2 separate regions of the Mus musculus genome follow, and region 1 is linked to region 2. Evidence: chromatin loops called from intact Hi-C (ENCODE). Cell type or tissue: heart. All regions are shown on one strand. Links, peaks and the distances in the headings refer to the core of each region. The heading gives the core; the rest is flanking DNA. Region 1 overlaps Ddr2 (discoidin domain receptor family, member 2). Region 2 overlaps Ddr2 (discoidin domain receptor family, member 2).

The links. A loop is a pair of places that touch in the nucleus more often than their neighbours do. Peaks named below come from ENCODE experiments on the same cell type or tissue, not always from the same donor. Only the 100,000 strongest peaks of a DNase experiment are listed, where the experiment ranks them.
Region 1: a loop joins it to region 2, with 1.8 times the contacts of the local background. A loop is called at or near these places in 5 of 42 quality-filtered maps.

What each region holds. Positions count from the first base shown.
Region 1 is chr1:170,000,117-170,012,660 of GRCm38, reverse strand. Ddr2 (discoidin domain receptor family, member 2) reads left to right here. Exons shown (of 17, transcript NM_022563.2): 3 at 5,797-5,899; 4 at 7,357-7,588; 5 at 7,859-8,006; 6 at 8,392-8,497; 7 at 10,649-10,832. Among named protein-coding and RNA genes, the nearest start is that of 3110045C21Rik, 37 kb to the right of the region's middle. In heart, for the core only: no CTCF peak of the experiment used is centred there; a DNase peak (open chromatin) is centred at 6,060; H3K4me3 peaks cover 699 bases; H3K27ac peaks cover 2,082 bases.
Region 2 is chr1:170,050,483-170,063,026 of GRCm38, reverse strand. The region is part of intron 1 of Ddr2 (discoidin domain receptor family, member 2); the gene reads left to right. Among named protein-coding and RNA genes, the nearest start is that of Ddr2, 32 kb to the left of the region's middle. In heart, for the core only: no CTCF peak of the experiment used is centred there; DNase peaks (open chromatin) are centred at 3,486, 4,786, 5,196, 6,626 and 1 weaker place.

The sequences.
Region 1 (12,544 bases), core at 2,053-10,052, 50 kb after region 2:
TACCAAGATGCAATAGGACTAAGTCAAACCGTCATGCCAAGGCTGGATGAGGCAGCCCAATGGGAGGGAAAGGGTTCAAGACCAGGGAAAAGAGTCAGAGACAGACCCTTTTCCCACTGGTGGGAGTCCCGCAAGAACATCAAACTACACAGCCATAACATGATATGCAGAGGACTTAGACCCATACAGGACCTGTGATTGTTGGTTCAGTCTTCGTGAGCCCCTATGATCTCTGGTTAGTTGGTTCTGTGGGCTGAGTTCTCATTGTGTCCTGGAGCCCTCTGGTTCCTACAATGCTTCTTCCCCTTCTTCTGTGGGGTTTCATAAGCTCTGCCTCATGAAATATAGAATTGTTACATGCTGAACCACAAGCTGTATCTCCTATAACTTCACAGCCCGTGTTATTTCTAACCCAGTTGTTTTTTGTTTGCTTGTTTGTTTGTTTGGGTTTACCTCTTTGTTGGGACAAAAAGCTTGCTGTTTTCCCATCTACTGGTTCATGTATGTAACCAGGAAGAGCATGCCATCCAATCTGTAACTCCGTACCCTAAAGCCCATGCATTCAGATTTTCTTTCCTGTCTTTAATATTTGTTTCTGGAAACTATCTATTCCTAAGAGGATATCGAATGAGGGAAAGCAGTCTTTGTGAAATAGACCCATGTGTAACAAACCCAGAGCCTGAAGAAAATGACTGACCTAATAATAGTCTTGCTTGTGCACTGCAGTGTGTGGGGAGCAAGGCCCAGGTGACACCGTTGACTAGGCTTGTTCTTTCTGGAACTGGAAGAAGTAGGTTGAGGTGGCCTGAGAAGGACCAGGGCTGAGAACACTGGATTTCCGTCATGGTTACATTGGTCGTCTGTGAGTTTCTGAACGAGTCAGTTCACCTTTCTGAGGATTACAGGTTCTGATATCGAGTATGGAACTCTAGGGTTCAGTGAGTTAAAATTTCTTCCCTGGATCTAAAATTTTGTAGTCATAGATATATCTTTAGATCATTAGACTGGCTTATGATAATCTGACCCTGATAATCTCCCTCTATCAAACGTGTACCTGGGGCGAGCCAGGGGTCATACTTCTGTGCTTAGACCTTTCATGTGCCCTGTGTTTTCCTGGAAGCCGTATGTAGCATACTCAGTGACAGGCAGGCCATGGGCTGGAGCTGGCTGTCGGGGGTAAACATCTTGGAACAAGCAATGCTTTCAGCCTTACAGCCTTGGCTCGAGAGTATGAGAAGTAAGCCTTGGGAAGCTGGGACCTGGTGGCAGCTGTTTCTCCTCGGTCTGCTTGCCAACCCTACTGGAGCTTGGGATGGACAGAGTTCTCAGCTGGGCCTACTGTGGCTGATGCTGGTAGTTTTCCACTCTGGGAAACTGGAAGAGTCCGTTGGCATCTCTGTCAGGAGATTGGTGGGTAGCGGAAGCATCCGGAAACCACCAAGACAACTCAGCAAGCATTTTTTTTTTTCCTGCAGTGACTTTTGCTTCCTGTGACAGGCTGCTCTCTGTACATATTTCTTTATATCTCAGGATATGGACTGAATAGGGGAGTGTAATCCAGGGAACGGGCGCGGGGGATTGGAAGAAAGGAGTCCTGATGTCTAGGATTTGAGCCAATGTTGCAGTTCTGTATCTTCCCAAATAGCTGAGATCCCTTCCACCAGTTACCCAAAATAGGCACATTCAATAGGAAAACCACACCGGGGCTGCAGAGAAGCGCCACGTTGGGTTCCCTGGGCCAAGGCTTCTTCTGGTTCCAACGACCCAGCGGGATGGGTAAGGCTATCCAAGATCAGCTCGCACTCTTCCTCTGCCCTTCCTGTGAGGCCCCTGGGAACACTGAATCATGGAGAAACTCTGCTTACTTATTTTATGTTACATTGCTGCTTTATCAGCTCTTGTCTCTGACCTCCCTGTCTTCAACCTTGTAGTCCTTGGACCTGGTTTCTAGATCACTAGCCCAACTCCCATTGTTGTAGGATGACTGAAAAGTTGGTCATTCTTTATCTGGGGTTTTGCATCCCTTGGTTTCTTTGTGTAGTCAATCACAGTCTGAAAGTATTAGATGGACAAAGTCAGGACTAATTTATAAATCTTAAATGTAGTGATTGGGACTGAAAGAACTAAATCTTGAGCCCCCCCCCCACCCGTCACACCCAGTGCTTGTCATTCACTGCACTTTATCTCTGTATATAAGCACCGTTTTGCCTTCTGGAGGCAAGTGGGTGTGGTTCAATAAGATGGGAGAGAGGCTGGGGAGATGGCTCAGAGATTAGAAGACCTTGCTTTGCATCATGAAGGCCTGCATTCAGATCCCAGCACCCATAGAGCAAGCTGAGCATCCCACAGCTGCCTGTAACTCCAGCCCAGAGGCATTAAACACTCCTTTCAGGCCTCAGTGCATGCAAGTTCACACATCTGCATACATTTGTGTGTACACAGTCACGCACACATAAACAAAATAAACATTTAATAAACATGTGAGAGCTACATTCACATAACTTTTACTTGGGATATCATAATTGTTCCATTTTATTATTAAGCATTGTTTATCTCTCACTATGATTAGTTTCTAAGTTAAACTTTATTATCGGTATGCATGTGCAGGGAAAGACAAAAGAGCTTGTAGAGGGCTTTGCACTATCAGCTGTTTCAGCCAACCATCAGAAAATATCCCCTTCTAGTGAATAGAAATCTACAGTGACCCTTGTGGCTCAGCACCTACTCTGACATTGAACTGTGAGTTTACATCATGGAACAGAACAAGATTCTTGTCATCCCTTAGGTCGATAGTCACTGGAGGCTCTTCTAACCAAACACCCAAAACTCTTCCTCAGTCGATCTTTGTGACTAGTTATCCGGCAGTGCTAAGGTCTATGCTGTGGCTTCTCTTTGTCTCCTACACATAATGTACACCCACTGTTGAACTAAGTCACTGCCTGATGAAAGACAGTTGGGCAAGCTGCTGCCTCACAAATACTTGCTGAACCCCACAGATGACAACTCACTTGGGGGGTTCTGACCTAGAAAGCCTCTACTGCACTTGCCCTTCAAGATCTAACATGTGAAGTGAATTGTTTTCATTCTTCTGTCTGGACATTTCCACCTATCTACCTAGCTCTCCACCTTTTCCTACTTAGCTGTTTGTCCAGTGTATGTTGAACACCTAATCAGAGTTGTGAGTCAGCAAGGCTGAAAGCGGCCAGGAATCCAATATGATGACTATGCTCTGGAAGGTCAAGAGATACAAGTGTGCTAGAAAATTCACAGTGAAAATTATTTCTTAGAAGAACCTGTCACTTGCATCCTGACACCATATTTTAGTATTTTTGATACTTTGTCAGACTCTCTGAGACCATGATAGCAACTGTCAAATAGGAAAGCAACTGTATCTTTTTGATGTCTGAATACCTGTTGTCTACCATTTGTCTCTTGGACCATAATGGAGGTCTAGGAGAGAAATCATTTTATGACTTATTCACTACTGACTGATTGTATAAATGCAAGAACACTCACTAATGGGCACATTTGTTAATGCTATACGTGAATGGATAGATTGCAATAAAGTAAGCAATTCTCGGATTTATGGGGAATCCTTTTCTATTTGTTATCTGCGTGACTCAAGGTTTCCCTTGGATGAATTCCCAAGACTACATCTTTAAGTCTCTGGGAAGAACTCAGCAGTCCTCTGACACTGCATAGCAGAGTCCTATGTGGTCTTTCTCCGTCACTCCCTCTGCCTGCCTGTCAGGCACACTTCTGATCTCGTTTACTTCATTTTTCTATATCTGTTAAGTAGGGGAAAATTCTTGCACGGAGCCAATTACAACATGACAGAAAAAGGATTCCTAGAAATACAACCCTACCGAGATGCATTGTAGTGGCAGTGGCAGTGTCTTGGTTATTGTCCCACAGACCAGCAGGCCCCACGATGGGAAGTTATTTATGATACTATCATGACTCACCTTGTTGGCTGTTCCCAATGTCTGGCTTACCTCACGTGTCCCAGAGGACAGAGGTTCTCGTTACATTTACAGCCCCACATCTGGACACATGTGATGGATGGGACTGTGGATGTTCTATGCTGCAGCTGTCAGCAGGGCCCTTGAGCGTCATTCTCTGTCCAGGATGGATGGGATCTGGGAGCGGACCTCAGAGGCCAAACCCACAGCAGGATAACTGCATCTTCACCAACATGCAGCTTCTGGGTTTAGTTTTCAGATACGCTAGAGTTACAGTCGCAAAGATCTTCACATGTAGGCAGCAATCAGGCAAGAGTCTCAGGGCCAAAATGGAACAGGAAAAGCAAAGATGGGACTAACTCTTGCTCTCAGTGAGGTGTGCTTTTCATTGTCAGTTGTTCAGAGCACACTTCAGGTTCTTCAGGCTTTGGAGATGAGGGTCTCTCAGGCCTTCAGCCTCCTGCGGGAGCTGTAGTGGTGGCTTCTCTTTGCGTTCATTTGCTCACGACCTGGACTGAGCAGCCCCTAGTTCTCCTCTCTCTGCCTCCTGCAGATGGGCCCGGAGGTACCATTCAGTGTCAGTGTGTGTGTGTGCGTGTGTGCGTGTGTGTGTGTGTGTGTGTGTGTGTGTGTGTGTGTGTGTGTGTGTGTGTAACATGAGGGTCCAATTTCTCTCTTGGAAATATGGATATCCAATTTTTTTCAGCACCTTGATTGACAAGACTATGCTCCCCGCCCCCTGTGCATTTTTTGGTACCTATTTTGAAGATGGGTTGACCTTATATATGTGAGGTTATGTCTGGGCTCTCCATTCCATTGCATTGGTCACATTTTTAAGTATAGGACTACTTTAATTACTACAGCTTTGTGATATATTTTGATATCTAAACTCCTAATACCTCTAGGTCTGTTCTCCTTTTAAAAGAATACTCTAGGGTTTTTTATTTGTTTGTTTGTTATTTTGTGGTTTTATATTTCTGGAAAAATTTCTGGCTTTCCAGAAACATCCATTCTTTCTTTTCCTTCGTCGTAATGATTCCATTTCGTTTCATCTTCCTACTCATCTTTTATCTCGTAGACTATGGTGACTTCCGAGTGTTTATAGTTACTTGTTTTGTCTTTGTAACTCTGGAAGTCCACTCAATCTTGCCTGAGCTCTCACTCCTTTGCTGTAACTGGGCGCTGTCGGGGCGTTGCTGGCTCCTTTGTTTCCCATCTCTCCAAGATGGTGGTCCATTGTTGTCTGGTGCCCATTGTTTGAAAGCTGGATTATTTCCCATAGGGAATTTCATATGCTCTGTCTTATTCTCTTTGTTGAAAGTGAAGCCCATCCCTGAAACTACTGTTTCTAACAGGACCAGCATGCTCAGTACTAACACGGGACAGTGGATTGAGCTGTTTCACAGTCTCATACAATCTGCTCCTTAGTAAACCAGAGTGCTTCTACCCATCTAGGGCTACCTGATGGCTACAAGGATAATGCTACTTTTAGGAAATTGATTTAATATGTAAATCTGCTAGTAAGGAACTAAGGCTGGGACTATTGGGGTTATTACTCAATACAAGAAGAAATTTGCACATTAAATTATATTACATTAGTCAGAATTTGGGCCAAAATGTAAGTTTGGCTGTTGGTTAAATCTTGGAGGTATTTGGATATTAGGATTAGGAAAAAGCTCTGTAGCATCAGTGTGGCTGGACTTGGGTCATAGAGGGATCTAGGAAGATTTCAAGTCCCCTATTTCCTGTTCTGTTACCAGTTTCAACCTTCTTGGGGACTCTGGACTAAAACTGAAAGCACATTCTCTGTTTTCTCTCTGTTTCCTCGTTCCAGCCATATGCCGCTATCCTCTGGGCATGTCAGGAGGCCACATTCCAGATGAGGACATCACAGCCTCAAGTCAGTGGTCAGAATCCACGGCTGCCAAATATGGGAGGTGAGATAGCTTTGTCAAGAAGGCCTAAGTGCCAGGGGGAGGGGAGCAGGGGGAGGAGGGAATGGCTACACAGCCACAACTCAAGATGCTGGGGGAAGGGCTAGTGCTGGTGAGAGCTTGCAAGACTGGAAGCGAGATGTGAAGGGGTTTGTGCTGCTTGGAATGTTTCAGAGAGAGGCGAAGCCTTGGCTGCAGTCACTGGCCTGGAAACCTCTTCCCAACCACAGAGGCCTCAGAACCACACCACCCACTGTGAATGGGGTCATTGATAGGCAGTGGATTTGCTTTACCGGACCTCACTGTGGGCCGTTGTAGGAGAAAGGCCAAGGGCGCAGGTACAGAGAGGTGTAGATTATGTAGGACACTGGCAGTGAGTGATGCCTGCGTCTCAGGAGGTATCTGAAATGCCACTGGGCAGAGTGTCTATGGTCAAACCAGACACTGAGGTTTCCAGTAAGTTCTTCCTTCCCTCAAGGAAACCTCACACAGAAGGGCCATCCTCATCTATAAACAGAGCAAATTCTATGTGGAGTATGTAATTCCCAAGGTCCCTAAATGAACAGACTCCCAACTCAGAAGCTACGCTGATGATCGGACCCTTTTCTTCCTGCTAGAACCTAATTATTTGATGTAAATTTCGTATTGATTTTGTTAAAATGGAATCACACATGAGGCAATCGACCCCCATAACCTCCCTCATCATACCTGTCTTAGTGTTTGAGAGGAGAGAGTAGTGTGGAGTTATGGGGGGAATGAGAAATGAGTGGGTAAGCTCTGCGAGGAAAGGGAGTGTACTAGGGAAGAGGGAGAAAACTCAGAGGGTACTTCAAATAAACCTTAGAGTGATTTCTCAATGCCGTTCAGTGGCGGTCTAGCCTGGAGTAGTAAATGAACCCAGGTTATTGGTCATTCCCTCACAGGCTTTCCACCCTCACCTTCACCATGGCTCCCATGGCTTTTGCTGGGTTGCCATGCCCATTCTGCTGGCTAGCATTCCACCATACTGCATAGCCCACACTGAAGACCTACCTTTCCTCCCTACTCCTTCCTCCCTCCTATAACTTGATACCCAAACCAGGAGGAGCCTGCTCTGTGAGATTGTGGCTGAGGAATGGACGTGGGCAGGGTGAAAGAATTCCACAGAGGAGCATGGGTGGAAAGGGTTTCATTTCCCTAGAGTTCTCTAAATCAAGATTAAAAGGCTACATGTGCTTTGGAAGGCCCCAGCTCCATTGTGGTGACTCTCCCTGGGCTGTGTGGTGCTTCAGAGACAGGAAACGAACCACAAATGGAAATGGTTAGGACAGACAGACACCATGGGGAGGTCCCCCAAGTCCCTCTGGACTAGATGCTGGGTTTTCACTCTCTCCTCAGGCGCAGGGCAGCTGCCTACTGTGAGCTGGTGAGTGTCTCTTGTTTCACAGTTGCTCCCTCTCTTCCCTACCCTTCTTCTCAAGGCTGGACTCTGAAGAAGGAGATGGAGCCTGGTGTCCTGAGATTCCAGTGCAACCCGATGACCTGAAGGAATTTCTGCAGATTGACTTGCGAACCCTACACTTTATCACTCTTGTGGGGACCCAGGGGCGCCATGCAGGGGGTCATGGCATTGAATTTGCACCCATGTACAAGATCAACTACAGTCGGGATGGCAGTCGCTGGATCTCCTGGCGTAACCGGCATGGGAAGCAGGTAAGAAGAAAATGGCCACGCTTTGGGGGAATATAGGACTCAATAGTTGTCAATAGTTCAAACTGTGTATGTTCAAGCCCGATATGACATTGTAAATGTGGCATGGTGTCAGTTCAGAGTTGACACAGAGGATCTGTTAGCTCTGCTGAGAGAGTTGAGTGACTATATTCTGCTCATGAACAAGGAGCAAAGTGTCCATCAAATGCATGATTCATGAAGAAAGGTGAACATGATTTTAAAGGTCTCTGCTCCTTCTCATATCTCTCCTAGGTGCTTGATGGAAACAGTAACCCTTATGATGTATTCCTGAAGGACTTGGAGCCACCCATCGTCGCCAGATTTGTTCGCCTTATCCCAGTCACTGACCACTCCATGAACGTGTGCATGAGGGTTGAGCTTTATGGTTGTGTCTGGCTAGGTAAATCTCGACCACAGAGACCTTCTGAACCATAGAGAAACTTCCAAGCCCCAAGAACTAAAAACCACCAACTCAGAAAGGGATGAAATCACTCCCCTTTGGAATGAGATTATTTCCTTTTGGTTAAAAGAGAAGAATGAGCCACACCCATCTACCCAGGGCTTGGTGCCCTGTGGTGGAAATGACATATTCAGAGTTACTCAGGTAACTGCTGTTGTGGTGAGCTTCCCAACAGTGCTCAACTGTTAACCCGGATTGAAACCCAGTGGACATGATGGACAAGCTCATACTTCCTTGGAAGCTTAAGTAGCTCCCTAGGCTAATTGGTTAGGCAGCAGGTGCATCTCCTTATCACAAACGCTGACCACTGTGTTTCCTTTGGCAGATGGCTTGGTATCCTACAATGCTCCAGCTGGACAGCAGTTTGTACTCCCTGGAGGCTCCATCATTTATCTGAATGATTCTGTCTATGATGGAGCTGTTGGGTACAGGTAAATACTAGGAGATTTAAATAACCACCAGAATAGAGGAAATGGCCATAACAAATATTCCATCAATAATCAAAGAGTCAGTCAATCCACCAGTATTCTGCACATGTGTGATACACGGAAATAACTTAGATGTAGTTATTTCTACATCTACATATATAAACTGCATGGTGTTTATCTCCATTTTGAAGTTGACTTTTGGAAAACAAAATAGTAATACCGTAGACAGGAGAAAAATTACACAAAGGAATAGCTAAACTTTGTGATATTTTTATAAGTGTGGGAGTTATATATCCTGAAATGAGGATGTATATTCCAATCTAAAGGCTAACTTGGCTATAGATACAAAGTAAGAAATAAGATTGGTCAGGTCACAAAGTTAAGAAACAATGAACTCCATAAATATAGTACTTTAGAAGCTGTGAAAAGAAGGAGCTATTAAGGCTTGCAATAGATAAGAGAAGCTCTTAGGATTAGATGTTAATGAAAGCAGGAAACAGTAGGTAGAGGAGTGGAGAGGAAGAAATGGAGGAACATTGGTCTAATTATGGCAGAAACGGGTGAGAGCAGCAGAGAGGCCTGAAGTGGACAGATGAAGAGCTGTGGTAGAAAAACATCACCAGACACATTGGGGTACAGAGCTGGGAAAGACATGTGCCTATCCATTCAATCATTACATTCTTCTTCTGGTCCATTGCTAATCCTTGTCTTTCTTAGTTCAGTGTTTATCTGTAAGAATATTGTGAAATATCGATCCAACAATAAAGTTTCTAGGGGCCAAAAAAGAAACATATTAGTGAGTCTCAGGAAGCAGATTGTAGAATGACAGACAGCCTTTCTACTGGCTCAAGGGTGGAGAGTGAACTATCTCCTTCATCAGCCAGCCCCTGGGTGAAGTCTCAATTCATCCAGTCTTCTAGCCTTACTTATTTCCTTTCCATCTGCTTAGTCAGTCACTTCTCTCCACTCTCTTACATCATCTTCACATGTTTGACTCAGTCACACCCTAGCTAGCCTAGACCTAAAGCACACAGGAAATGAGATACCAATTGGATCTTTGCTAGTCAGTTGTTATGTGTGTAGAAGTTGGCTAGGTGTTGTGGGTAATTAAGAAAAATGAAGCCATGGGTCTCATGCTTAAGGCATTCATAGTTTGGGTCAATGGCTATGTGAGAAGATTGATTATTCTATGTATTTGTTGCTTTTTTTCATTGCTATGACCAAATGCCTGACAATAAACAACTTGGGGAAGGAAGATTCCATTTAGTTCACAGTTCCTGGCAGGAGAAGTTATAGCATAACAATGTTCATGGTGGTGGAGACTTGAATGCTAGGAGTAGTAAGAAGGATATCAAGAAGTCGGGTGGGGATGGAGCAGTTTTCCTTTTAGCACAGTAATTTCCTTTTAATATAGTAATTCATTGATGATTTTTAAAGTTACGGAAGGATGTGATTGGAGCTGAGCTTCAGGCAGATTAAACAAGTAGCTGACAAAGATTAGATGTGAGTTCTAGTGGGGCATACTTTAAAATCCCAGATTCTATGATGTAAATATGAACTAGTAGCCAAGGCCACAATGGTACTCTTGGAAATAAAATAGGGAAGAAATGTTCATTTGGGGGATTACAAGCATCTAAATCAAATTAATATTACCCTAATGATCTCTTTCCCTGAATCAATGGAGAACTCAGTTTCACATCAACAAATGTTATAAAATAACGAGTGTTTACTGCATTAGCAGAAAAACCATTGAAGTGCTGTTTTATTAGTTTGTATGACAAGCCTTCGTTTTCCCCTTGTGTCTTTTCCTATATGTATTAATATGGTGTCTTGGTATAATGGTTCACCATTATCAATGGCATCTAAATTAGTTCATTAGTGGGGGAACTAATGAAGAACATGAAGAGCACAGCCCTTGACCCATCAGTGACCAATACTGGTTGGACGCATTTGCATCCCTTCCTGGACTGCACAATTCAGAAAAGGAAACCACTAGATAAGGTGCATTTGAAAGATTTCTCCTAATCCCTCCACCTCTATAGTTATCAGCTCTTTCAAAATCCAGCAGTGAAGCAATGGGCTGAAAAGTTCTTCTGTGGATGTGTGAGTAACTCCAGGCTTCTCTCTTCTCTCCTCTTCCCATGGCCTGAGCAGCATGACTGAAGGGCTAGGCCAGTTGACTGATGGAGTATCCGGCCTGGATGATTTTACCCAGACCCATGAATACCACGTGTGGCCTGGCTATGACTACGTGGGATGGCGGAACGAAAGTGCTACCAACGGTTTCATTGAGATCATGTTTGAATTTGACCGAATCAGGAATTTTACTACCATGAAGGTCAGTGGTAGATTCTCTTCAAGAACCTCAAAATTATCGTGTTGGGGGGAAAATGCCCGATGTGCCCTGAGCTGATGTTGACAGAACTAGATTTTAAAATATATTCCACTACTACAAGTATAGATGAATTCAGAGTAACATCACTTTTAAAGGTTGTTTCTTCATTTGTTAACTCTGCACAACAGGTTAGACCCATTGTTATTGAGTTATTCTCTTCTTCCCTCCTTCCTTCCTTCCCTCCTTTCTTTCCTTCCTTCCTTTCTTCCTTTCTTTCCGTCTTTCCTTGCTTCCTTCCTTCCTTCCTTCCTTCCTTCCTTCCTTCCTTCCTTCCTTCCTTCCTTCCTCCCTCCCTCCCTCCCTCCCTCCATTCTTTCCTTTCCAACATCAGAGCCAAACATTTTCATCCAATCAGACATAACAGTTATTTCATCAGTACATAACTGCAGAACAGTTAAGTGGACATTGGTGAGTGGTAGGATGGAAGCCAATGGCTTGGTCAAGGCTGCGCTAGAAGGCTGTCATGTGATGGGTCACCTCAAATATGAATATGTGGCAAGATCTGAAGAAGGAATTTTAAGTCCTAGATCTCATTTTGCCTGAAGTAAGACCCTACCAGGGAGCCAAATCCTTATGCCACCCTTGATAAGGTCTTTGTTATAACATAAAGGGTTTCCTGGTATGTTGTTTAAATCATTATTTTCTTTTGCCCTCATTCTATCCTTGGTCTGTTTTAGAGAGAAGGGCATGGGAAAGAAGAAAAGTTCATGCAAAAAGTAACTAGATTGGATGCTAAATCTAAATTGTAGGGTTAGGGAAAAGTAGAGGCCAGGGGTGTGAAGGAAAGCCTTTGTGTTCAATGTAGGTTGAGGCTGCAGGATCTTATATGGTTTGTATATAAACTCCTAATGGTCTATAAAAGAGAATGAGGAAACCTCAATAAAAGTCTCAGGAAAGGGTGGACAAATAAATTTGGTCTTCCACGTGCATGTTCACCTATCTGCCCCTTTTTCATATTTATATTCATGTGTAGTAGTAATCTACAAACTTGGTAAGCCTTCCTCAGTAGTCTTCAGTCTATAGCTGTTTCCTGGGTTAAATGGAAGAGATCGTAATTATACTATATATTTAAATTTTATCTGTTTATCTGTGCTTGTTTTGGTTCCACAACTATATTTGGAGCACAGCATGCTAGATTCTGAGTAAAGAATATTTCCTATCTTGGGAAACATTGGTCACAAGGTCAGTAGGAAAGGCACCATTAATTTTCAAAAGAATGCATGCGGGATAATATGGGACCCAGAAGAAGGAAATATACATCAGTCATTATTAAGGGTTCTCTCTAGGGCAAATATTTTATTCCTTACACAAACTAGGCTTAAAAAAATACTTGTCTTTTATATTACTCTCAGATGTTAATGCCTATCTCTTAACCAGATTAACACTTATTCATTAAATGAACAAAACATTTAAGATGAGGACAGAAGGAACAACATATGCCCACTCTGTTGGTTTGTTGTTGGAAGGTCTTTGGCAAGTGTAAAACATATGGGTGTGCAATTACATGTAACACATTATTCTTCAGAGATTTTTGTAGATATGAAGTAGGAAGGGGAAAGGAAGGAGTATGCATAGCAACAAAAATATTCAGTAAGAGAAAAAATTATTTTTGTATTACTTTTTAATATACCTGTGAACATACACATAAATTTGTA
Region 2 (12,544 bases), core at 2,166-10,165:
GTGCTCAGAAAGCTAAAAAAATCAATCGTAAGTCTATGTCTCTGGTGAGTCTAAGTCACTTGACATTTTCTGACTCAACTTCTCTTCTACCAGAAGAAGCCCCGCCCTCTTCCTTCATCCTTTAAGAGTAAAGAACTCTGCATACCAAAACACTTAATATGTTGAGCAAATGGGGCTGTGCCAATATAGGGGAATGCCAGGGCCAGGGAGCAGGAGTAGGTGGGTTGTGGAGCAGGGTGCCGGGGGAGGAGATAGGGGATTTTTCTGAAAGGAAACTAGGAAAGGAGATAACATTTGAAATGTAAATAAAGAAAATATCTAATTAAAAAAAATCTAGCTTTTCCCCCCAAAGGTTAACTGATTTACTGACTGTCATTCTAAGGAAGAACTTTATTGGAAACGCTTTTGTAGAACTACTCATTGTTTTTAAACCTGTGCTTAGAAATTAGCTGCTTTGTGTTGGGGAGAGTTTGAAGAAGGAGATGGGGGTATACAAATTGTATTTTATTATATATATGTGAAATTCTCAACCTTAAAGAAAAATAAACAAAAAAAGAGAAAATATTCAATTATAATTCAGTCTAATTTAGACCACTAATCAATTAAATTAAAATTTCGTGCCAAAAAAAAGAGAGAGAAAAGAAAAGAAATGAAAAGAAAAGAAAAGAGAAAAAAGGAAAAGAAAAGAAAAAGAAAATGGGGCTGTGTAAATCTTCTGAAGTCAGATGCCAAGGACGTTGGCATACATTTTCATTTCTTTCTTCCTGGATGATAGTGGAAAATCTTCTACTGTCCTTCTTGAAGAGCATGGACCATGGGGTTTAATTTTAGAGAGCTGCCTTGAGAATTCCTGAAGACTCAAAGTTCATGGCTTGGCTAGGTAACTTCTGAGAATGTTTGGAAACAAGAGAGTTTATAGCAATTTAAGGGAGGCTCAAAGATGCTTGTTTCTGCTTGTATGGGCAGGAAGATCTTGAAGTGATCCAAAACAACCAGCCAATCATGTAAGATGCCGACAAAGATAACGACATGTAAATTCATAGTATGTGAGCCCTTAAGATCTTCAAAAACCACAAAGGAATATGGAACACACACACACACACACACACACACACACACACACACACACACACACACACACACACATACACACACACACACACACACAGCTAGCTCCCTCAGCACCAGTGATATCTTCTGAGGCTACTGTAATAAATACTTATGGTTAAAATCAAGCGAGGAAACTTGAAGCTTAAAGCTACAGCAATCTCTAAATCTCAACTAGGTCACACTCACGAGGCACTATAGCAAAGTGGTTAGAAGTATGGATTTCTGCTGGAGTTTAGATCCTACTTTCACCTTTGTTAGTGCCGTCCTTGACCTGTTGTTTAACTGTTTCCTGCTTTGGTTTTTGGCCTCAATATCATTATGTTAACTGTAATATCTATCTCATAGGATTGCTGGGGAAATCTAAAGAAGTCAGCTATACTCAGCTTTTATGCATGAAGCAGAGGGGATATATGAATGCAATCTAATCTATTTGTATGATGTATGGCGGGGGTGGGCGGCTTTTGCCTTTAAGTACTGTCTTCATAAATCATGTCATGATGCTACTGTGACGGTGCCCATCCCCCTTCTTTTAGTCACTGAAACGTAAGTATGTCTCAGGGCCAATTAACAGAATGATTTATAATCCATTAGATTCGCGGGGCACTTCAGGCCTTGGGTCTCCTCCCAGGGCTCCTAGTAACAAGGTGTAGTTATAGATCCGTGAACTGGTGTCCCCGAACTCCATTCCCATCTACATATTGAGGAAGTTAACGGGTGCCTGCTGAGGTCCTTTGTTTCCTAGAAGGCAGCATACTTCTGAGGTGGAGAAGCAGTTTTACTGACAGGGACACCGTTGGGATCTCCTAGGAACAAAGTGTCCTCTGAGAACATTTCAGCAGTGGGCAGTTTTCTAAGCCCTTTCCATTAATGAACCATTGGAGCAAATGGTGATGAAGGCACATCCCCATCCTCACTTAGGAATAAGGGACAGACAGAAGCTGAGTTGCCCAAGGTTCCCTGATATTAAATGGCAGAACTGGGATTCGGTGTACCAGAAATCCTGTTCTGGAACAGACGGGTAAGCAAAGTGACGGGTAAACAAATCAAAGGGCCAGGTCCTAACTGCTGCGTTTCCTCTATGGTCCTGTGCTATCCATAGCTCTGCTAGGTACTCAGCTGACACTTAGCATCCTCAATGATCATAGACATGTGTTTAGCTAAACTGATTTTAGCCTTCTGGCTTGCTAGGCGTATAGAGTCAAGATGTCCTCAGTAAGGTTAATTTTGTTTTGCTAATATCCTCCGCACAAAGCAGGGGTCTCAGTTAGGGGCAGAAGAGAGCTCCTTGGCTGGACAGGAAGTGGTAGATGAGAGCCAGAAGGAAACAGCATGGTTGTCAGGCTTTGGGTTTCTTTGGCTCTCCAGCTGCCACTGTCTTGTTATGTTTAGTAAAATGTGAGGTTTGTGTCGTCTCTAGGAGGACAGACGTACACTTTTCTGATGTCCTTTAATGCTGGGTGTGGCAGGGGAAATGGAGACAAGGTATTATCTGAACCAGGAACCCTGGCAAAACTCTGCTCTCCCGAGTGTGCCCAGTGGCCTTATCTTGAGCAACAGTTGGGGCCACCATGGCAGCCAATGCTTTGCATTGTCTCTCCTGGCTTCTGGAAGGCCTGTGCTGCTTTTTAGATGTATTCTCATAAGGTGCTGAGAACTTGCTTGTTAGTCACCAAAGTGACTGTGGCAGATTAGGAATGTGTGGAGGGTACCCCAAGTCTTTATTTATTTATTTTTAGTTCTATATCATCATCATCATCATCATCATCACCACTTTGGTATGTGTGTATCGAATGCATGTATATGAAGGTATGTTTGTGCAGGTACGCATGCCCACACATGTACCCAAGGATACCAGAGGTTGATGTTCGATATTTTCCTCAGTTGTTCTCCAACTTATTTTATTTCTTGAGACAGATTATCTCACTGAACCTGCAGTTTACTCTTTGGGCTAGACTGACTGGCCAGTGAGCCCTCCACCCTCATCCTCCTGTGTTCTCTCCCAGGGCTGGCCTTAAAGATGGGTACCATTGAGACCTGTGCTCTGTTATGACTGAGATCTCTGGTGGAGATGAGGCAGATGGCTGGAGACCAGAACCAGTGGAGTGTGCCTAACCCATCATGGGGGATGAGAGTGGGTTTTGTATTTTGAGACCTCCTTCAGCAGTTTTAGGGCCTGAGAACTGAATCTCAGGATGGAAAGGGAGGAGTCAGAGTAGCCCCGTAAGTATTAATGGGCCAGCACTGTGTAACACTCTCGTGGGTGCCCTTCCTGTGGTTAGGGTAATCAGCTTTAGCTAACCATCTGGTGTTTTCATTCACAGTCTTTTGGAACTGCAACCCAGTGTGCGTGTTTCCAGGGCGACTCAGTTCAATGGGGTTTGTTTTGGAAACCTAGACTGAGACTGACTCAGTGGCTGAGTTCAGCATTACGACTATGAAGGCCGGGAGGCTGTCTCCAAAGCCTTTGCCTTGGGACTGGTTCTCAGGGGCTTTTAGGAAAGGGAGCACTTGAACTAGACCTTATCAGAGGTGTTCTGTGCGCGGTGGACAGTGGTTAAAACAGACATCCGTATCTGATTAGAGTGTAGAGAGTGCTCAGCTTCATAGGGAGTGTCTGTATCCTCCATGTCCACCCTGGCTCAGAGGTCATCTCTGAAGAGGGGATGGAAAGATTGTAAGAGCCAGAGGTTAAGGAGGACAGGAGGGAAACTGTATCCCAGACATGACAGGATCACTGCATTCATGAATGCACAGTAGCTCTGGTTGCTTGCACAAGACCCGCACAAGACCAAGCCACTCAACATTTTAGCCTGAATGCTCACACGCTCCCAGAGATAGCTGCGGAGCTATTTACAGTTGATGGTTTCAGAGGGAGAGAGAACTAGATTTTTTAAAGGGTGTGGTCCCTGCTAGGTTGGCCCATGCTCTGGGGAATGGCCGCACACCTAGAGGTCTATGGGCCATATAAAATTGGACTTGGTAGGTTATTAAAGAAAACACAAAGAGGGCAGGAAGTTGGGAGGGGCGAGAATATAAAAGTCTTGGGAGAATTAGGGGTAGAAAAACAAGGGAATATGATCAAAATACAATGTATGAAATTTTGAAATAATAAAAATAGTCTATGAAAATGAAATAAATGAGACAGTATATTTCACAGTGGAAATATTAGCATACACAAATGGCTGTCCATTTGTTCTGTCCAGTGTGACACTTCTTTTCTGTCTTTTTTCCCCCTTCCCCATTTGTGTGGATACCTTTCCCAACCAGTGTAAGTGGTATGCCAAGCCAACTTGTCTGTTTTCTGGGTACTGCCTAAGTGTTTGCCCATGTTAATTCACTCAATACTGCAAACACCATGTGTGGTAAAATACAATTGTTATATTTTATTGATATGGCAACCGGAGATATGATTCGGTTAAAGATCTGCCTCAAAATAAACAAGAAGATCAGGCAAGATTGGAAGGCAGCTCCAAACCCCAGGCTCTTAACCACAAACAACACTGGCCCCATAAATTCTCTGAGTTTATTGATTTTAGGCTCCGTTAGCTGGGGAACATTTACACACTATCTCTATTAAAAAAAATCCGCGTGGGTTTTCAATCTGCCTGCAAGGAGACTGCTATGACTCACCGAGGAGGGGCACCAGGGTGCGTCAGTAGACACGAGTCCCATAGCTGTCCTGGGCTGAACTGGGTTGTTGCTTATGCCAGAGCTCTGGCTGGAGAAGTTTCGGGGAAGTACCAAGTGTGCAGGGGTAGCATGCGAGTGATCCCTCCACACTTGCCTGCCCGTCTTAGTTTGGCTGGATCTGGATGATGTCGTCTTATGCCAATGGATTGTAATAAGTCATTTCCACTGATTTCGAAGACTTGGTCCCCTAGATTACCCTCAAATGTTCTCCAAATAATAGCCTCTACTTCTGATGTGTGGCCCAGGTTCCATAATTCAAGCCTCTTGTCACAGGACTTTATTCCAGTAACTAGTGTTGGCTTTGTTAGTTATTGGTACATCTCTTCAGCTCGGGGTCAGGACTGCATGTGGATTCGGATGGTGGCCCTGGCTCTAGTTGTGATGTGGTCTGTTAGGGTGACCAGTCAATCCCAAGACAATTCCACTCTCCAGCATGCAGCTGGATTTACGGAAACTCACACGACCTCTCGAGGCTGTTTATTATGCTGGCGACGGCTAATGCTTGCACTTCTAGCAAGTCACCAGTGTTTATTCCTTGCCATGACCCTATGGGGTTACTGAAAGTTCCAAGTCTCATTTACAGTCAAAGCAGCACAAGTGAAGAGTGAAAGATATGTGTATTTCGTCTGATAAGAAACAAAGAGATGAGTCAGAGCTTAAGCTGAGGGAGTTAAGGTGTAGACTCTGCGCTCCTGACTGCCAGGCTGGCTCACCCTGGTAGGCAGTTGGGGCTTTAGAGTGCAGACAAAGCACTTTCCTAAAGAGTGTCTTGTTGCATTTAGGTTATTTACATTTTCAGTAGACTTTGGTTTTTATTGAAGTTGATAGGCTACTAGAAAAAAAATGCAATGCCATGCATAAGCAATTCTCCAAGGTTTGTCTTTAGATTAATTTTTCAAGGGGTTTAGCAAGGACACAGGACACAGGATGTAGTCCCACCTTGTCATATGTTCTGACTGCTTCCAAGGGGGCAACCATCTTATGGAAGAAGAAATCGAAGTTCAAGGATGTTATAAAAGCCACTTAGAGCCATCCAGCTGGCAAGCAGGGGGCTGTTTGGGGCAGTCTGGCTCCAGACACCATCTTTCTAATTGCCCATTCTTCTCTCCAGTGGGAGGGTTTCTGGGCTTGGGTTTGGGACACGAAGGCCAACTCTTCCTGAGGCTGACTCATGCCTCTTCATCCATTTATCCAATAGCTACTTCTAGCAGACCTACTGTGTGCTAGAGCTTGTTAGTTCTGGCTATTTACTACTGTGATACATGTATGCTCCGCCTAGGTTCTTCCAGATCTCATTGTTGGATTTTCAGTTTCTGCCTCTGTAACAGATAAGCATGAAAAACAGATGAGTAGTTCTCACCCTTTTGGAAGCCCGTGCCTGTCTTATTTATAAAGATACCTATAAACGTAGCTTATGCCGTCCTTAATGTTTTTCTGCAATTTCCAAGTAAGTGGCTTATGGTGACTAAAAATAAAATGAGAACAATTCTGATGTTGAATAATTTTTGTTTGAATCACACAGGCCCTCGTCTCTCTCCCACTCTGTTCCCCATCACAGCCTTCATTCTTTTCATTAAGAAGCCCTGGGTGCTATTCTCACGCTAAAACAAAGGGATCTACCGTTATAGCTCTAACTGCTCTGAGCCGCTGGGGTTGCGTCTGTTTAATTTATATTCATTCTCTCACCCAGTCCTGGCTTTGGGGACTGTGCAGCAAATAAAGCATTGCTCATTTCTTTTACTGAAAACCTCATCCCCCCCATGGGACACTGGTGATGGGAATCATGTGCTTTGGAGCCATCTGACATTTCCCCATCCTGTTTGGGGAGTGTGCAGCGAGGGACATGCCCAGGACTCTGACACAGCAGGCCCACAGGCTCTTTGCTCAAGGGCCTTATGAGTTAGATGTGCTTTTGGCGCTAGGAAATGCCTGGGCTGTTTCTACTCTAGACTTTCATGGGAAAGGCTGCTTCACGGACCTCTTAGGGACAGCAGATGGCTTATAAATATCTCCGGAGGTCTGGGCTTCTCACTTAGTAACGTGTAACTCCATGCTGTTCTTGAAAGTCTTCGTAGATTCACTTGTAAAGTATGAGGAGCCAATCACCATGGACGGTAATGAGCAGGGTATACTGATTGTATTGCAAGAGGAGAGAGCAGGGGCCTCATGATTATCACTAGAGGAATTTTTTAACCTGGCTTTTTAGCTTCTTTAAAGACTTTTTTAAGTGTGTGGTGTGTTGTGTGCGTCGAGGGGTGTGTGGACACACACAGGAGCTAGCGCACGAGGGAAGGCGCTTGTGTCGTCTAGAGAGGGGATTGATTGGATCCCCCTGGAGCTGAAGTTACAGGTTGTTTGTTTATGAGTGCCTGAGATGGGTGTTCGGAACTAAACTTGAGTCCTCTGGAAAAGCAGAACTGCTGAGCAATCCTTCTCGCCCATGCCTGGACTTTTAAAAACAGTGCAATGAGTTGTTAAAAAAAAAAATACAGTTTTTATAAACACAAGCTTCTCCACCTGTGCTCCATTTCCTGAATAATGACTCAGAGGTTTATTAATAATTATAATGCTATGACCTTAAGCTTAGGCTCTGCCCCCCCCCAGCCCCCACTAGCATGTAACGTACGTAACTCATTTATTATAGTCTATGTCTGCCACATTGCCCGTTACCTCTTCTCAGTTTCATGCATCTGACTTCCTCAGAGTTCTGGGCGAATCCTCCCACCTCTCTCTAGCGTGCAGAATACCAAAAGAGTTCCATCCTCTATTTCCTGCCTTTTGCTAAGAGGCCATCAGCTTTTTATTGGTGATGCTTCCAAACAGTACACAAGAGAGTCTCTCTATGAATTTTCTCAACAAACACTGACATAGGTACATGTTTTGTGATAAGCATCAAGAGATGGGTGATGCTCATAACTGGGGTTATGCTGGCAATGGTTAAAGAATGGATCCTACAGAAGAGGTACTCAGCCCTGGTGTGTAGCTTTCGGCAAATCTCCTGTGTGCGTACTCTAATCATGGTGATTTGAACTACTGTCATGATGTCTGCTGTCTGCCAGAATCTCTGAATATATAAGAATCATTACTTAGGAGCCTGTAAAAGCTGGTCCTGAACCTTCAGCCAGTGTTTGCTTTCAGAGACAGATGAACAGATAGAAAGTTTCTCCAAGGGACAGTGACTCGCCTATGTGGTGAACACATCCAGGTGGTTCAGACTAACGCAGCTGGGATAGTAAGGAAGAATTCTAGGGAGAGGGAGACAGTTACCTTTCAAAACAGTCTCTCTGCCTTCAAGCCAAGAGAAAAGGCGTTGGACTGGTTTCAAGGTTCCTGGCAGACCAGCTACATCTCACCCTCCTAGGTTCGTTCCCACACTGGCTGATACAAACCTTCTACGCTGGCCAGCCCAGGATGTTGTGTCCAGTCCTGAGCACATAAACTTCTCTTGCTTCCGAAGGCTCCTCATTCAGAAGATGCTCTCCCTCCATCTCCATCTCCCTGCCTTGTTCAGCCTTCCTGTGCACACAATTCCCACTCTCAGACATGAAAGGAAAAGTGACACAGTGGACTGTAGTGAAGTGAACCATTTGGGTTCATCACGTTACTGTTAAAATGGGAAAGGAAGATGGCGTAATCAGGAGGTATGGATGGTCCTCCATTCAATACGGGCCTGGGTTCAGGATGACCAAGAACTCTCCCAACCACATATAGACAAGAGTAAGGGAGCTATAGAGTAACAATAACAGCTGTCAATAAGAGTGAAAATTGGTACAGTCTTTCCATAAGCCTTTTGGTAGTATTTATTAAAATTATGCATGTACACACTAATTGTTCCCTTATATAGGTAAAAATATGGCACGTGTGTTACCTAAAGGTTTATTCTAGACTGCTCCTTCATATGCTGTCATTATAAGGATTCCAAATTGGGAAAAACCATATGCTGATCTATAATAGAGAGTAAGTCGTGGACTAGTCACAAGGTGGAATGCCATACAGCTTTGAGGAAACATTGAGTGTCATGCTATGTGATATTATGAGTGTATCTCACAGATGTAATTGTGAGTCAGAGGGGCCAGACTCAAAAGAATACAAGTGAAAATTTTTGTATGCAAAATTGTCTGCCTGTCTGTCTATCTATCTATCCACATGTACATGCACACATACATATACCTATACCCATATATACATACTGTTTGCCTGCCTGCTCACTGTGACATTAGTTTTACCCCAGGGCTCACCTTGGGTGCTGTTTTCATCTAGGAAGCTACTCTAACAAACACTTCTGAGGTTGATCAGATACTCATGGGCTGGCAGCATTTCCCCAGAGTTACCTCCTTATATCATTCTGTAATTACTTTTCTGAACCTTCCACTCTACTCTAAAGGGCTGAACGGGCAGTGACTGCATCAATTTGTATTCTGGGTATTTAGCACAGTTCCTGGCCCTGAGGGATTGATCACTATTAAATAATTGCAGAGGGAGGTCTCTGTATTGTGTGAGAGATGAAGCTTTCAATCACGGTGAGGTACGAGAGTGGGAGAAAGTTAGGTAGGGGCTTGTCACTTGTCTGAGGTGTCTTTGGAAGTTCACTTCAACAAGTTTAACTGAGTTGTAAAGACGTAAGCATCAGATACTCTGCTCATAGCCACCACTCACTGAGCAACTGCTACATGCCAGATCTCAAACTGCTGGAAGCTGACTGTATTGTTTAAGTCTAATGATCATCATGAGGGGTCCACATCGTCATCCTATCTTGCAGGTTAATTAAGGCTGAGAGAGCTCAAGTAATTTCTCCTGGGTCACACAGCAGGTCAGTGGTAGCACTGAGCTAATGAACCCAGTGCTTCTGGCTTGAAATGTACCAGAGCACATGTCTTTAGGTTCTACATCTCTCATATTGAAAGCATATGAGCTAACTCATTCTGGAATTATGCACATCTTCCTTCTGCTTATTGCTGTAGATTATGGATACCTCGTGCATCCATTGTCCTCCTGTGCTGTTTAAAGGGCAGGGGAGAAGGGGATGGTGAATTCCATGGATCCAGCAGAGCATCTGACCCACAGGGGACACGGAAATTGCATCGTTTACAGCAGGCAACACTAACATAGGCTTCACTTAGCAGAAGTTCACAACTGAAGCACTCGGAAATGTGGGCATGGCAGTACTACACTGGGCAAATGATGACCCTGTAGATGGACTGAGCAGGAATATCTGGCCACCCTTCCCTGAAGTCCCTTTACCCTCTCAGGCCTCTGGGCTCAGAGTTCACAGGCTGAGGGTGTGTTTGCTTGGCTGTGACTATCCCCTCAGTTTCTCTTTCTGGGTATCTTATTTCATAAGCTGAGCCTGCCACAGAGCTCTGGGATTCTGCTGGCTTTAGTCTGAGCCTCTGGCTTTCATTGCTGCCCTTCTAGCCAGATCTGGGAAAGGGTTTGAAAAATGACACTGATTGGATGCACATTTGATGAAGGTGATGGATGGTCAGGCAACTCTGAGTCCCTAGACCCAGATATAATTGACAGGTGTACCCTCCTGATGGGAGCCAAGACCCAGACTTCTTAAGAGAGGCCCCCTCCCACTCCTCTCCACCCACACCCCTACTGTTTGCCTAGCTCTTTCTGCAGAGACCCAAGGGAGCTATGGGCCTTTCCCTGCCCCTGGTCCTCACTCAGCCACCTCTGTCTCCTTGGTGCTGAAAAACCCCGCCTGTGTTAGTCTTCTATTTGGGGCTGCAGAGTCTCTTCCCATCCCATTACTGAACACATGCCTTGGCTTTGTGCTGGGGACCTAGTATCTCCATTGCCTTGCTATGTCGGACCCCTCTTCTTGTGCCTTCCCGCCTTTTCCGTGGATCTTCCATTCTCATGGAGCATTTTAGCTAGATCTTGAATTAAGGTCTTATTAGGGGAGCTTCAGAGCACATTTGTGACAACTCTTTCTCTGTTTTCGAATTTCAGAGATTTCATGGGTTGGGGTTAACCAGCTAGAAGATGCATGTCTTGGAAAGGGTGGAATTCCAGACTATTTGAAAGAGAGCCAAGACCTGCCCCCAGCAGTTTAGAGAACAACCCAAATATTGGGTTTAACTGGTCTGCTAGAGAAGTCATAAGATCCAGGTCCTAAGAACCCCTTGGCAGGCAAAAGTGAAACTCTATAGAGTCTCCCAACAGCATCTGCTGACAGTGGAAGTATTCCACGTTTCTAATGAGTGTAGGCTTAAACATACTTGGGAAAATAAGTCCCGGTAAGAGATTACTCTGACAGCTCTGCATGCTAACGTGGACTGCTTCTTATTAGAGCAGAGGGGGATGGGCTTTCTGTTTGTTTTTGGTGTGTTTGTTTCTGCTGCCAAGGTGTGTTGTAATGTCAAGGTTGTTTAATATGTATGAGCCTCCACCATGTATGAGCGAGAATCAGAGTGCATTTGCTGTGAAATGAGATTGGTTCCAGTCATTTAAACAGCTCCAGGTGTAATAAGAGTCGACAAGAATTGATGCCAAGAACTGCTTTAAGGATTAACTCATTTAGTCCTGAGGCTGGTCCTTTCAGGCAGGACTGCCATTGGCATTCCACTTTTAGATAATAAAACTTAGGTTTGCTTACAATAATACAGGCAGGCAAGGCTAGAGGTGACATTGAAGATGAGCTATCATGTTCTAAAGCCTGCATGTCAACTGCTAACTTAAAACCTGTGACGTGTTGTTGTAGGTTCAGATGGTACTGGACTTGTACATTCTAACCCCGAGAACCTACCTTTATTGATAAGAGTGACAACAACTACCAATGAAGGACATCCTCTTTGAGACCGAAAAGAGAACTCGATGGTTTGTTAGTCACTGATGTTTGTAATTTGTCCACTTGTTTATCTGCCTGAGACTGGTCCTTCTTAAAACACTGCTAATGAAACAGGATGCTGGCATCAACGAAGGAGGAAAATGAGAAGGGAGAAGAGTAGGAAGGCAGAGTGATCAAATGGCAGAGGTTGGTGGGATAAAGCGTTCAAGAAGAACAGAAGCTGTCCAAGTGGATGCTCTGCTAGTCCTGAGGGTTGTTAGTCCTCTGCTGCTGCTATGTGCACCCTTGAGGCTGGCCAGGCATCAAAGATGGCGGTGCTCATGCTCACTTGATTCTGTCTTACTCCTGGATAAATACTGCTCCTACTTCCCCATGTCACTCAAGTAAGAAACACAGTTTACTCTGTCCCAAAGGCCTGGCTCCAGCAGTTGTCTTAATTGATGGTTTTGAAGACTGTAGAGGTTTTGCTGTTGGTGAGTGTTGTAAGGGTGTCTGTGGTTCTGTGATCTGGCCTCTGCAAACTATCCATCTGGATGATGTATACCATCAAGCTGTTCTCTGTATTTTGTTAAAATGTATTTTCAATTGCTTGTAAGTTCATTTCAACTTCCTTCCTGAAAAAAAAAAACTCACTAATTATTCCTATAAACACCATCAGTTGTGTGAAAGTGAAAGCCTGTTTGAGTCAGGCCGGTGGCACAGGTCTGTTTTCTTATCCACGTAAGAGGCAGAGGCTGATGGACCAAAAGTTCAAAGGCAGAAGGGCGAGCTCAGGGTCAGCCTGGGCCACTTCATGTGACACCATCTAAAAATGAAGCATCATGAAAAACTATTGTGAGTGTTCAAGGGTGGTATGCTTACCTATAACAAAGCCCTGAGATTACTCAGACTAATGCTGAGGATGAGAGAGAGAGAGAGAGAGACAGACAGACAGACAGACAGACAGAC